Linked DNA regions of Mus musculus: region 1 is linked to region 2. Evidence: chromatin contacts called from ENCODE Hi-C or POLR2A ChIA-PET data. All regions are on one chromosome and are shown on one strand. The core of a region is the stretch at or near the end of the contact, and the rest is flanking DNA. Distances in the headings are between cores, read along the strand shown.

Evidence for each region. A loop is a pair of places that touch in the nucleus more often than their neighbours do. ChIA-PET counts read pairs that join two places held with the same protein, here RNA polymerase II (POLR2A).
Region 1: a map of heart shows a loop between it and region 2 (1.9-fold over the local background). The contact joins the promoter of Anapc5 here to the promoter of Camkk2 in region 2. A Hi-C loop is called at or near these places in 1 of 37 maps with a recorded cell type or tissue (heart). POLR2A ChIA-PET finds 5 or more read pairs at or near these places in 4 of 5 experiments (Patski and embryonic stem cell).

Annotation. Positions count from the first base shown.
Region 1 is chr5:122,817,790-122,824,054 of GRCm38, forward strand. Anapc5 (anaphase-promoting complex subunit 5) reads right to left here and starts at 3,553. Exons shown (of 17, transcript NM_021505.3): 1 at 3,191-3,553; 2 at 1,819-1,898; 3 at 1,065-1,174; 4 at 32-215. The coding sequence starts at 3,361.
Region 2 is chr5:122,774,952-122,781,097 of GRCm38, forward strand. Camkk2 (calcium/calmodulin-dependent protein kinase kinase 2, beta) reads right to left here and starts at 4,459. Exons shown (of 17, transcript NM_001199676.1): 1 at 4,301-4,459.

The DNA of each region.
Region 1 (6,265 bases), core at 2,303-4,802, 42 kb after region 2:
GAAGAAGAGCCTGACAGGAAACCCGAGTTACCTCACGGACACGTCGAGCTCTTCCTTCTCCATCTGTTTCTCTCCATCCTCTCGGTCCATATCAGCATCTTCCACCGTCTTTTTCTCCCCGTTCTGGAAGTACTGCTGGAGGGCAGTGTACAGCTTAAACACTTGACTGAAAGAAAGCTTACTGTAGGCCAAGATCATGTGGCGCAGGAACAGACCTACAAGATAAGACCACAGACAAGGAGAAAGCATTAGCTGATAGCCCAAGACTCACAACAACTTCCAGCCCCATTCCCCTCAGAGGAATCAGAGGTGCTGTCCCTCCTCCTCCAGTGCTCTTCCCGCATGCTCTCCCTCCATTCAGGTCTCAGGCCTCTCCCACCTCTAGCCCTTCAGGCCTCCATTTTCCTCACGGCTATTCAAACTCTCTGAAGCTACCATAGTTATTGTATGTGAGTCTAGTCAAAAGCTGAGGTGTAATTATGTTATCTTATTTACTGATTTCCCTTTGAACATCTGCCATCCCTCCTTCCAGCACACCTGTCTCTGTCAGAGGCAAGGCTATGTCTACCTTGTACATCCATGACCTGGGGACAGGAGATCAATAACCAACTGATGTCGACTAACATAAAAATGACCATGCAACAGAGTGTGGGGGTGGGGGGGCCCACGGGACACAGTTAGTACAAAAGCATCAAAGAAATGTCACGTGCACACGCGCTTCAACACTAAAGCTTAAGAGCGGTCTCCACTCACCTCGCTTCCTAAGTGTGGCTGGTGACCCCACTTACAGTTGGCACAACCCAGTCAAGTGGTCCGCAGGACTGTGAAAAGAGCTGAGCGACCCTAAAGACCCCAGGCCCAGGCTAACTACTCCAGGAGAACAGAGCTGCCTCCCCACAGGTTACGGTCGAATAGAGAACGAAACAGGAAGGCAGTGAATACAAACCGCACACAGCCAGCACCCTAGTCTGCTTGCTTCTGTACACCCAAGTCAGGACAGATGCCCCTCAGAACGCCGCTCACTTCAATGGGAACGCTCCCTGCTCTCCGGAGAAGTTCCATACCTACTACACTCGTTTTGTGAACCTCTGGTTCAGTTCCAGAAAAAGAATCTGAAAGGTCATCAAAAAATTGTTCCATATCCTTCAGTTCGCCTTCAGCCATGAGCTTGATTCTGAATGAGAAAATCGGGATGCATGGTTTAGGAAGGCTCGCTGCACACCCTGCACATTCCATAGTCCTGAATTATAGACAAGTCTGCTTTAAAGGGGATTTCAAGGTTTGTTTAAAGCTGGGGCTCTAAGACAAACTTTACAATCCATTTAAAATGTCATCCCCATATTCCTCAAGAGTATCACACATTGCTAACTTAACTGTATAACATTCGTCAAAGTAAAAATGGAATTATCTAAAACAACTAAAAGAGAGGTAATTGCATAGGAAATTATACACATGGGGGAAGAATACATGAACCTAACTTCTAATGCAATCCATTAAAAAAACATCTAAATAAAAGCTCTTAGAACAACCCCTCTAATAATCATAACTTTGGTTCCCCCATGTATCCCAGCTAACTTCCGAACTGCTTTGTAGCCCAGGAGGACTTTGAACTTCTGTTCTTCCTGCCTCTAGCCCCCAAAGGCATGGGTTACAGCTGTGGACCACTATGTCTAGTTTAAAGTGCTGGGCATGGAACCCAGGCCTTGTGCACAAGAGGCAAGCACGTTACCAACAGAGCCACGCCCCTATCATCTTAGACTTAACTGCTCCCCACTCCTTGGTAATCTTCACCCAGCCCTTTGCAGAGAGAAAGTTCACCTGATCTGCACTGAATTTGCCAGCTGAGGACACGATTCTTCAATTAGCTTGTACAGCTTTGACAGTGTAATATCTGGGCCCTGTGTAAAGGAGAAAATAAGGTTAGAGATAACGGGCAAAGAGCTTCGGACTGAGAAACGACTGAAAAGAGTCATTTATCAATCATTCCAAACGAGACACATGGAATCAGGATTTTCCTGACTATGCAAAATACGAAGACATACTTCACATTTGTAGATTGGTTTTAGTCAATGGAATAATCTATTAAAAAAAAAAGGAGAAAGAAAAATGAACAGGATTTATAGGATAAGGCTCTCTTTCCTTTGTTACTCTTAACAGGCAACGCTGAGCCCGTCTCCATCAGTTAAATGGACTTAATAATCACTATCTCCTTTGTCTGTGGAAAAGTTAAGTGGGAGACTGTGAAAGGCTTTGCACACCGGGAAGCACTATACAAAGGTGGGTGCTCTAGTTCTCCTGAGTATAAACACATTTCATCGTTTTCTGAACTGGGGAAGGAAGGCTAACCCAGAAGCAGAGCCTTCTCTAGACAAGGTTTAAAATTACTCACTGGGGCCATTTTTAGAAAGTCAGTGTTTACACCACTCTAGATGTAGGTAACCCAACTCGACTTCTTGGGAAATTGTATTTGACATATACTATTTTAAGATTGCCTGTATGGCTGGGTATACAGCTCTAATCTCAGCACTCAGGAGACAAAGGCAGGGGGATCTCTTGAGTTGGAGGCCACCCTGGTCTACAGAGCGAGTTCCAAGACATCCAGGGCAACACAAAGAAACCCTGTCTTGAAAAACAAACCACGGGTTGGTGAGATGGCTCAGCGGTTAAGAGCACTGACTGCTCTTCTGAAGGTCCTGAGTTCAAATCCCAGCAACCACATGGTGACTCACAACCATCTGTAATGAAATCTGACCCCCTCTTCTGGGGTGTCTGAAGACAACTACAGTGTACTTACATATAATAAATAAACAAGTTAGAAAAAAAGAAAAACAAACCACTACAAAGTGAGTTCCAGGACAGAGAAACCCTGTCTCGAAAAACCAAAAAAAACCCAAAAACAAACAAAAAAAGACAAACAAACCAAACTAAAAGAACCTATATGTTAAAACAAAAACAAAAAAAAAAACCCTCAAAACTTATCATTTATAGGAAAAGAGTTAAACCATGCCGGTTAGCTTAGGATGAAATATCATGCAGTTGCTAGTGTTCTTTTTCAGTGACAAGATGAAGCCCCGCCCCCAGGGCCCCTCCCCCGGGGCTGGACCTTCCCTGCCCTCCAGCTCAGGGCGGGGCCCACGCGAAGCGCGCGCGCGCGTGCGGTAATGGGCGGGAAAGAGCGGGCGCCCCTCACCTGCAGCAGGGGCAGGAGCAGCTGGTTGAGCTTCCGCCGCTCCACGAGGCTGACGGCGCCCTCGCCCGTGCGGCCCATCTCGTTGAGCAGCACCAGGACGGCGATCTTATAGGGCGTCACCCAGTCCTTGATGCCAAACAAGTTGGCGTGCACTACCCCGTTGGTCATCATCGGGCTGAAGTCCTGGCTCTTCGTGGACGCCGGCAAGGACAGGCCCTCTCCAGGCCTGCCACGCGCCGCGCCCACGAGCCGCCTTTACGCCATGGCTGCAGCCGCCCGGCACCTTAACCCGCCCAAGACTGTTTCCCACAGTAGCGGGGGCCTCAGTGTCCCTCTCCCACCCCGGCGGTGCCTTCGACCAATCAAAGACCAGAAGGAAGACTGACAGCCAATCAAAACAGCCAAACCTGTAGTGAGCGGGGGTAGGGGAGGGGGTGGGACATAAATGGTGTTATGGCAAATCGGTTCCCTACAGAAACGCTCAACCAAGGCGACCAGGTTCCTAGTCGACGTGGACAGGGATCTGGGAGGAAGACGCAGGGATTTTGATCAGAGACAGCGTGAACTACAGGCCACGCGTGTATTTATTTAATTTGATCTTCCTTCTCGCCCCCATTTAATTGCATCTTTGCCTCTAGCGGTACACGAAATTGAACAAGACACCTCGCCTGTATATGTGTATACCAGGGAAGCTCTCTTAACAAAGACCTTCAGCTGAAGCGATGCTCCTCCCCTTTTGGAGAAAAAAAAAAAAAAACTTACTAAGTAGCATAAACTGGCCTTGAACTCGCGACAATAGCTGAGATGATTTGAATGATCTACCCTGCCCAAAAGACATTTTTAAATCATTGTATTTAAAAGCAATGGGATTAAATTGGCATGTTTAAATTATATTTGCATACTAGATGTGATAGCTCCCTGCCTCTTACTCCAGCAACCTGGAGGCACAGGCAGTGGCAAGCACATCTCCATAAATTCGAGGCCAACCTGGTCTATAAAGCCAGTTCCAGGCCAGCTAGGTCTGCATAGTTAAGAAGACCCTGCCTCAAAAAACTTTTTTTTCGCTAGGCAATGATGGCACACGACTTTAATCCCAGAACGTGGGAGGCAGAGACAGACAGATTTCTTTTCTGAGTTCAAGGCCAGCTTGGTCTACAGAGTGAGTTCCAGGACAGCCAGGGCTACACAGAGAAACCCTGTCTAGAAAAACAAAAACAAAAAGCATTTTTTTCACTCATATTAAATTTTTTTGATACAAGGTGTCACCATGCAGCCCTTTGTAGAACCTGCCTCTGCCTCCCTACTAGCAGTAGGGAGCCACCATGCCTGTCCTTATTCTCCTTTTGTAAGGACAAGAGCCCATGTTTTTCTTCAACATCTCACAAATGCCATTTGTAGGCAGCTACGTGTCAGTTTGCAAGTGCGATACCCATAGTGAAACAAAAGGTAAGACCACCTTCTTGTGAATGGATATCTGTATCCCACCTAAGTCACTACAAAGTCCAACATCAGGTAAATGAAGCTCTTAAAACCAACCCCCGGTCTACAGTATTTTCAGTCTGACTTTTCACAATGCCCCTTCTACTTATCTGTATTTCTCAAGACACTTAGTTCTCTAGAGCTTAAAGTATTATTATCAGGGCTGAAGAAACAGCCCGGTTGTTAAGAGCACTAGAGCACTTGCTGTTCTTGCAGAGAAATTGGGTTTGGTTCCCAGAACCCACATGGTCCATCAGTATCTTCTGGCTTCTGCGGGCACCAGACAGCCATGTGGTACAGAGATATATATGCAGGCAAAGTACTCGTACAAATAAAATAAAAATAAATAAGTATTTTAAAATAAAAATATTATCAGTGATTAGTCATTCTCAGTAGTTTTCATAGCTCTTTATTTTTTAAAGTTTTTTAAAAGATTTATTTATTTATGTATGTATATGAGTACACTGTAGCTGTACAGATAGTTGTGAGCCATCATGTGGTTGCTGGGAATTGAGCTCAGGACCTCTGCTTGCTCTGGCCCTGCTCACTCTGGCCCCAAGATTTATTTATTGTTATATGTAAGTACATTGTAGCTGTCTTCAGACACACCAGAAGAGGGTGTTAGATCTCATTACGGATGGTTGTGAGCCACCATGTGGTTGCTGAGAATTGAACTCAGGACCTTCAGAAGAGTAGTCAGTGCTCTTAATCTCTCCAGCCCCCGTTTTCATAGCTCTTGAAACAAAAAAAGATATGTACTATTCAACTTCTGCTGCATACAAACACAAATTGGGCCTGTTTTCTTCTGTCAGTCCTGTTTGTTTAATAAGTGATATTTGTCCTAAGAGATTACTCAGTGGCTAAGCTGCTTTTCCAGAGAACCAGAGTTTGTGCCGCAGCACCTACATCAGAGACCACGTAACTATTTATGTAGGGGTGGGGGGGCTTGTTGGGTTGTTTGAGTTGTTTTTTATTTTTTTCAAGATAAGGTTTTCCAGCCAGGCGTGGTGCCGCACGCCTTTAATCCCAGCACTCAAGAGGCAGAGGCAGGTGGATTTCTGAGTTCAAGGCCAGCCTGATCTACAAAGTGAGTTCCAGGACAGCCAGGACTATACAGAGAAACCCTGTCTCAAAAAAAAAAAAAAAAAAAAAAAAAGATAAGGTTTTCCTGTGTGTATATGCTCCGTCCAGGGAGTGGCACTATTAACTATTAGGTGTGGCCCTGTTCAAATAGGTGTGGCCTTTTTGGAGTAGGTGTGGCACTGTGGGTGGGTGTGGGCTTTAAGACCCTCATCCTAGCTGCCTGGAAGTCAGTATTCTGCTAGCAGCCTTCAGATGAAGATGTAGAACTCCCAGCTCCTCCTGCACTGTGTGCACCGTAGATGCTGCCATGCTCCCACCTTGATGATAATGGACTGGACCTCTGAACCTGTAAGCAGCCCCAATTAAGTGTTGTTCTTTTTATAAGAGTTGCCTTGGTCATGGTGTCTATTCACAGCAGTAAAGACATTCTGTGTAGCTCTAGCTGTCCTAGAACTTGCTCTATAGACCTAGCTCGTTTTGCCTCTGCCTCCCAAGGTCTGGGATTGAAGGTGT
Region 2 (6,146 bases), core at 3,209-5,708:
GCGCGTGTTTCAGGGGGGCGGAACATGAGGTGAGAAGTAGCCGGCTTCCTTCCTAGCGCTTTTCCCATGACTCCCTCCCAGACTTCCACTGAACCAAAGGCAGAGGCAGAGAAACAAACGGAATTTTAGTCTGTAATGGGAACAGAGAGAGAGGGCGGGGGCGGGGGTGGAGAGAGACAGAGAGAGATACAGAGACACAGAGAGGAAGAGAGATCCAATCCAGCAATACAGAGTCTGGCCAATCAGAGACAAGGGGCCTTATCTTGCCCTCCCACACGGCTCTCCCTCCCTCATCCTGCTTGGCTATAGAATGTTTAACCCGCCTCCTTCCTTCTCCAGCCTCAAGTACACCGCCCCCTAAGCAGGGACACACCAGGAAACCGGGTCTACAGGGCCACCTGTCCCCCACACCTGGACCCAGAATGGGGATCAAGGTCTGAAATAAACCGAAAGGCTCACTCTCTCTCTCTGCCAGAGTCTTTGACAGCAATGCTCCTGCCGTTCAACAGCACAGGGGAGCTAGGTAGGCAGAGAGGCACACGAATCCCAGGGAGAGGGAGGCAGAGGCAGGACGATCTTTTCAGTTCACGGCCAGTCTAGGTCACAAAGCAGGATCCTGCCTCGAACAAAAACGAGCCAGGGAATGGGATCTCTGGCTCATCCTCCTGTCTAACCGCCGACTCCCCGTTAAGGGTTCCCTTAACAGAAGCACTTGGGCATCACCACCCACCTCGGCCTTCCCTCAATTCAGGGCAGAGGGCAGATGCCTCGGTCTCCCCTCCTCGCCCCCACTTCCTGCGGGGATCATCGGTCCTCCCTCCTTTCCAGGTTGGAATTAGCATTTTTTTTTTATCTCCGTAACTGCCATCTCTCAACTATTTACAGCCGCCGGGATAAAAGGAGGCAACACAGAAATAGTCCCTCCGCAGCTTTCAGGGTGGGGTGGGGTGGGTGTGGGGGCACGGCAGAAGCTCCAGTTTTCTCCCTCTCCCTTTCCAAACCGGGGGGGGGGGAGAGTCTAGAATGCGGCTCATCTGTTGCACAGGCCTCCCCCAGCAGCTCAGAGACTCCCAGAGGGAGGGGGCCCCAGTTCCCATGAGCTCCCCACAGTACAGTGTCTGTTCCCAGACCCCCCAAACAGGGGGTTGGATGCTACAGAGCCAGACTGAGTTCCTGCCACACCCAGGGCCTCCTTCCTGCCTTGTGAAGTACAAATTAACCCAAACGGACAAAGCAAAACCAAACTTTGGCATTTTTCTCTGCGCTTAAAAGGTTTTATAACTGAAAAAAAAAAAAAGGAAGAAGAAAAGAAGAAGAAGAAGAAGAAGAAGAAGAAGAAGAAGAAGAAGAAGAAGAAGAAGAAGAAGAAGAAGAAGAAGAAAGTCAGCTAGGCACAGTGGTGTCTGCATGAGACCCTGGCTCCCAGAGGAGAGAAAGAAAGAGAAGCCCATATACCAAAACAACACAAATGTCTGTCATGATAAATAAGTCAGGTGTAGTCTGCTCGCAGCGTGGAATATTACGCAGCCATAAAAAAGGAAGTATAGAAGATGATTCTGAGGCACAAAAGACCACCTATTATATAAGATGCAACTCACAGGAAACATCCACAGTGCACAAATCCCAGAGAAAGCTGATGTGTGGGTGCCTGCCAAAGGGTGGAGGGAGGGATGCTGGGAACAAGGAGTGATAGTTTATTAGGTAAAGAATTTCCTTCTAATAGGAATGCTCTGAAACCAGACAGCTGGAACAGACATATGACACTGAGTGTCCTAAATGCCACCTGGGGAGGGACTTCACCTTGATTTTGTTTTGTTTTGTTTTTAAAAAGAACCAGAGAATGGAGTTTGGTGGCAGAGGGCTTGCTAGCAAAGTGCACCAGGCAAGCGCTCTATCAACTGAGCCACATCTCCAGTCTGAGACATCTTGGAGAATCAGAGAAAGAGAAACCTCTAACTCCCTCAGCTTCTGAGGAACAAGGTTAGATGTGCTCAGATCAGAGAGAGCAAGCACTGCAGCCTGAGAGCCACCTTGGGACTCTCTTGCCCACGAGTCCAAGGACTCAAACTCAGAGGAGCAACTTGACACAGCGCATGTACAGATTCCCAGGATAGCGGAAAGAAAGCAGCCCTAGCCACTGTCCACAGCCAATCACAAAGTCCCTCTACCCAGTCCCTCAACTTTTCAGCCCATCTCAGAAGCCTTGGCATAACTGACACCTCCTCCAGGGAGCCGCTGGGATTTACTCCCATCAGAACAGATTTCTCCAGAAATAGCACCCCATGGCGTGCTCTCTCTCTCTCTCTCTCTCTCTCTCTCTCTCTCTCTCTCTCTCCCTCTCTCCCTCTCTCCCTCTCTCCCTCTCTCCCAGCACTTGAGGCTCACAGCATTTCTCAGCATCTCCCTCCTGGCATTTGAGGTAGGGACATTCTTATAGGACATTTGGCATTCCCTAGCTCCTGCCCACTAAACACCAAGAGTGCTTAGTCTCATTTTGACAAGCCAAAAGTCACCTCCCACGTGTTTCCAAATGCTCACCAGGAGGGGTGGGACCGTCCTCTAAGAAATACTGCATAGTTATTAGCCCACCAGCAACTGCAGGGAAAGCCAAGCCTGAGTCCTGCTGGGACAGCAGCACCTCTGTCTGTGTCCTCCTACACAGCCTAGCAAACAGGCCTGGGCTACCTACCCCCAGAAAGGCAAGGGAAGCCTGGCAATGTCTGTGTGATCCTGGCTAAGTTAACTAACCTCTCTGAGCCATTCAATACTAGGCACTTTAATCTCCTATTCTCAACTACGGTGACCAAAAACTCCCCACCACAAAGGATTTGGGTTAGCATCAAATGAGATGACCCAGGCAAGATAAAGTTATTTGCCACACATCAAGAACTCAATGAATGTTAATGAGGGGGTGGGAGTGTAAGCTCACTAGTTAAAGGTGGGCTTAGCCTGCTGCTGGCACTGGGTTCTATTCCTGGCATAAATGAAAAATGTAATTACGGTTATCCAAGGTAGGGGCTCATCATATGACGGGGTTTTCTTTTGTTTTTGTGTTTTGTTTTGTTTTGTGGTTTTTCGAGACAGGCTTTCTCTGTGTAGCCCTGGCTGTCCTGGAACTCACTTTGTAGACCAGGGTGGCCTCGAACTCAGAAATGCACCTGCCTCTGCCTCCCGAGTGCTGGGATTAAAAGTGTATGCCACCATGGCCCGGCATATGACATTTTTGATGAAGTGTACAGCAGTAGAGTGTACAAGGAGGGGGATCGGGCAAACTGAAGCTGCTTCTGTACACTGATAGCACGATCTATTCTGAAACCGCAGTTTCTGTGGGTTTGGGAACAGCGGCAGCCCCTGCCACTTCCAAAGAACAAAGGAGCTGTGGGGAGGCAGAGCAATCCTCCTCTAGGTCCTGTGGGGGCAGAGTCAGGAGGAGGAGTAAAAGACATCATTAATGCCCCAGGGCACCTGAAGTTTCTACTCCAGGACTGGGGGAACATCACAGAGGAGGTTGAGGAAGGTAAAAGTTGCATCTAGGGTAATGAATGCGGAGCATGACCCACCCACCCCCAGATCAGGAGGCTGTTTGCCCATGGCACCTGAGATGTCCTCCACCCCCTGCTCCATCCCCCTGCAAAGTGCCACCTCTTCATCTCCAAGTGAGAGCAGCCGGGGAGGAGGCTGACAGAGCTGTGAAAACACCCCGTTTCCCAAACTGGGCATTCAGGGGGTGGGGAGAACCCTGGCATAGCCCCGGTGATAGCGGGGCACCACCACCCCAGGGCTGTGCCAGAGGGAGCCGGCAGGCACTCTTTATGCATCGCGCGCTGCAGCCCAGAGGTAAATTTAGGTCAAAAGGATCAAGTCGGCCTGTGAGGTCGGGGTGATCAGAGGGCAGACTCGGGTCCAAGCCCCTAGGACCAGGGTCCTCCCCGTGCCTGGCAGCCTGCGGAGGTGGGACGCTCCCGCGCGCTCAGGTTCCGCACCTGTCAAGCGCCAGGGGTGGCCTAGGCCATCGCTGGGATCCGGGACCGCCCTGGCCGGCGGACCTTGGTGCGGAACTCCTGGCCGGCTCCTGCCGCCGGACCCCAAGCGCCGCCCGGCTCCGGAGGCCAGGGGGAAAGGGGGCGCAGCCCTCCACGTGGCGGGGCGCGGGGCGGCGCACGTGGGGTCCCCTCGGGGCCCGCCTCTGGGCTGTGTCTGCCGGCTCCCGCGCGCGTCCGGGACCCAAAGACCCACGGGGAGGTTGCGTCCCTCCCCCACCCACCCCCGACTCAGCCCGGCCCGCCTCGGGCCAGCTCACCTGGGCTCCGCGCCGCCGCCTCCCGCGCTCTGCGCCCCCGGCTCGGCTTGGCTCGGCTTGGCTCGGCTCGGCTCGGTCCGGTTCGGCTCTCCACGGGAGGAGCCGCCCGGGCTTCGGCTCGCGCGCGGCGCGGCGGCGCCTCGGGCTCCTTGCTGATTGGCCAAGGACCCGGCGTGGAGCGCGCGTGCCCGCCGCAGCCTCGGCCGCGCGCGCCGGGTCCCGCGGAGACTTAAGTAGCGGCGGGGCGGAGGTGGAGGCGGGAGGGGGGGTGGGGGGAAGGAGGCGACAGGAAGCGAGGCCCGACTCGCGCAGGGGCGAACAGGCCGCAAGTTTGGGAGTGGGTCTCGGTTCCTGCGAGATGCTCCACGCCGCTTTGTCCCTGAGCGTGGAGAAGTTCCCCCAAAGGCGACGGGGGAAAACCCAGGAGCCGTCTGGCGGTTCCCTCCCTGGATTTCGGGGCAACGCCCATTATGGGGAAACCCTTCCGCAGCCACCACCCCTCTGACCACTGCTGCAGGCTCGCCCTAAAATGCATCACTCACTCTGAACAGCCCAGCGAAGTTCTAGGTCTCTCCACAAGACTGACCAAACATTCTTCCCCTTTTTGACGGTTTACTTTGCTGGAGCCTTAAAATATTTAGTCTCCCAGTTGGGTAACAACGGAGAAAAAAAAGGGTATTTCAAGGGCTCGCTCACCCGGTGGCCTTGGATGTGGGGGGCCGGTGAACTCAGACTCGGATGTTCACCAGTGGCTGTCTGCATGCATGTTTCTGCCGGCAGCCAAAGGGTTGAGATGTCAAATTCACTAAGAATTCAAAGCTCTTTGTCAACTGGGTCGATTTTCAGCCCTCAATAAATTATTGCCATATTTCTAGGCTGGGCACTCACAAACAGTCCCCAGGACCGGACAAATAAACTCAATGAGCGTTCTAATGAGATGACCACCTCTGATACTGCTAAGCGCTCTTCCATTTATTTGTTAGTAGTAGCAACTGGAGCGAGACGAAGTGGAATAGTACACAATAGTTAAAAGGACTGTTAGATCTATTTGTACCCCCACAGGAAAAGGAAAACAAAAACATGTAGCGTAAGACAGCAAGCTGCAGGAGACAGTATCATGCACAGTTTGCGTGTCTTTTTAAGCCCCACTCTTGACTGACTTCCTGAGGAGACATGAACAAATGCCTATTCACCCAAAATAGGGCGCCGACAACAGATCAAAAACATCCAAGCCCAGCTTGGTGAACCAATGGGTTTATTGGGCTTACTCATCTCCAGCATGGACAGTGACCTGCCAGAAGGAGTGTCTCCTTCGTTTACCCACCCCTTTATATTCTCTAGCATCTCCCGGGGCCAGGTGCTGTTGGAGGTCTGCACAGGAGGAGAGGCGGGAGCAACTGTAATCTCAGGTGAGGGTCTAATGACTCTCCCCATTTCTTCCCTAGAGGGTGGATAATAGCCTCTCTCCAGTAAGGGACGGGTGCAGAGGCAAGCACAGATGCTCTGATTTCAAGAGGGACATGTTCTATGACCTCCACACGGTGTATGCTTATGGACACAAGCTTGTGCGAACGTCAAAGAGAATCGGTTCATGTTAGATGCATGATGGTCTGACATCAAGACGGAAGTAGGCAGCTAGAGGGGTAGCTCAGAGGTAGAGGACTTGCCTACCAGGTAGGAGGTAACGGTAAGGAAACCGGCTGGATAGCCTGGCGTGGTGGCGCACGCCTTTAATCCCAGCACTCGGGAGGCAGAGGCAGGCGGATTTCTGAGTTCGAGGCCAGCCTGGTCTAGAGTGAGTTCCAGGACAGCCAGGGCCATACAGAGAAACCCTGTCTTGAACCCC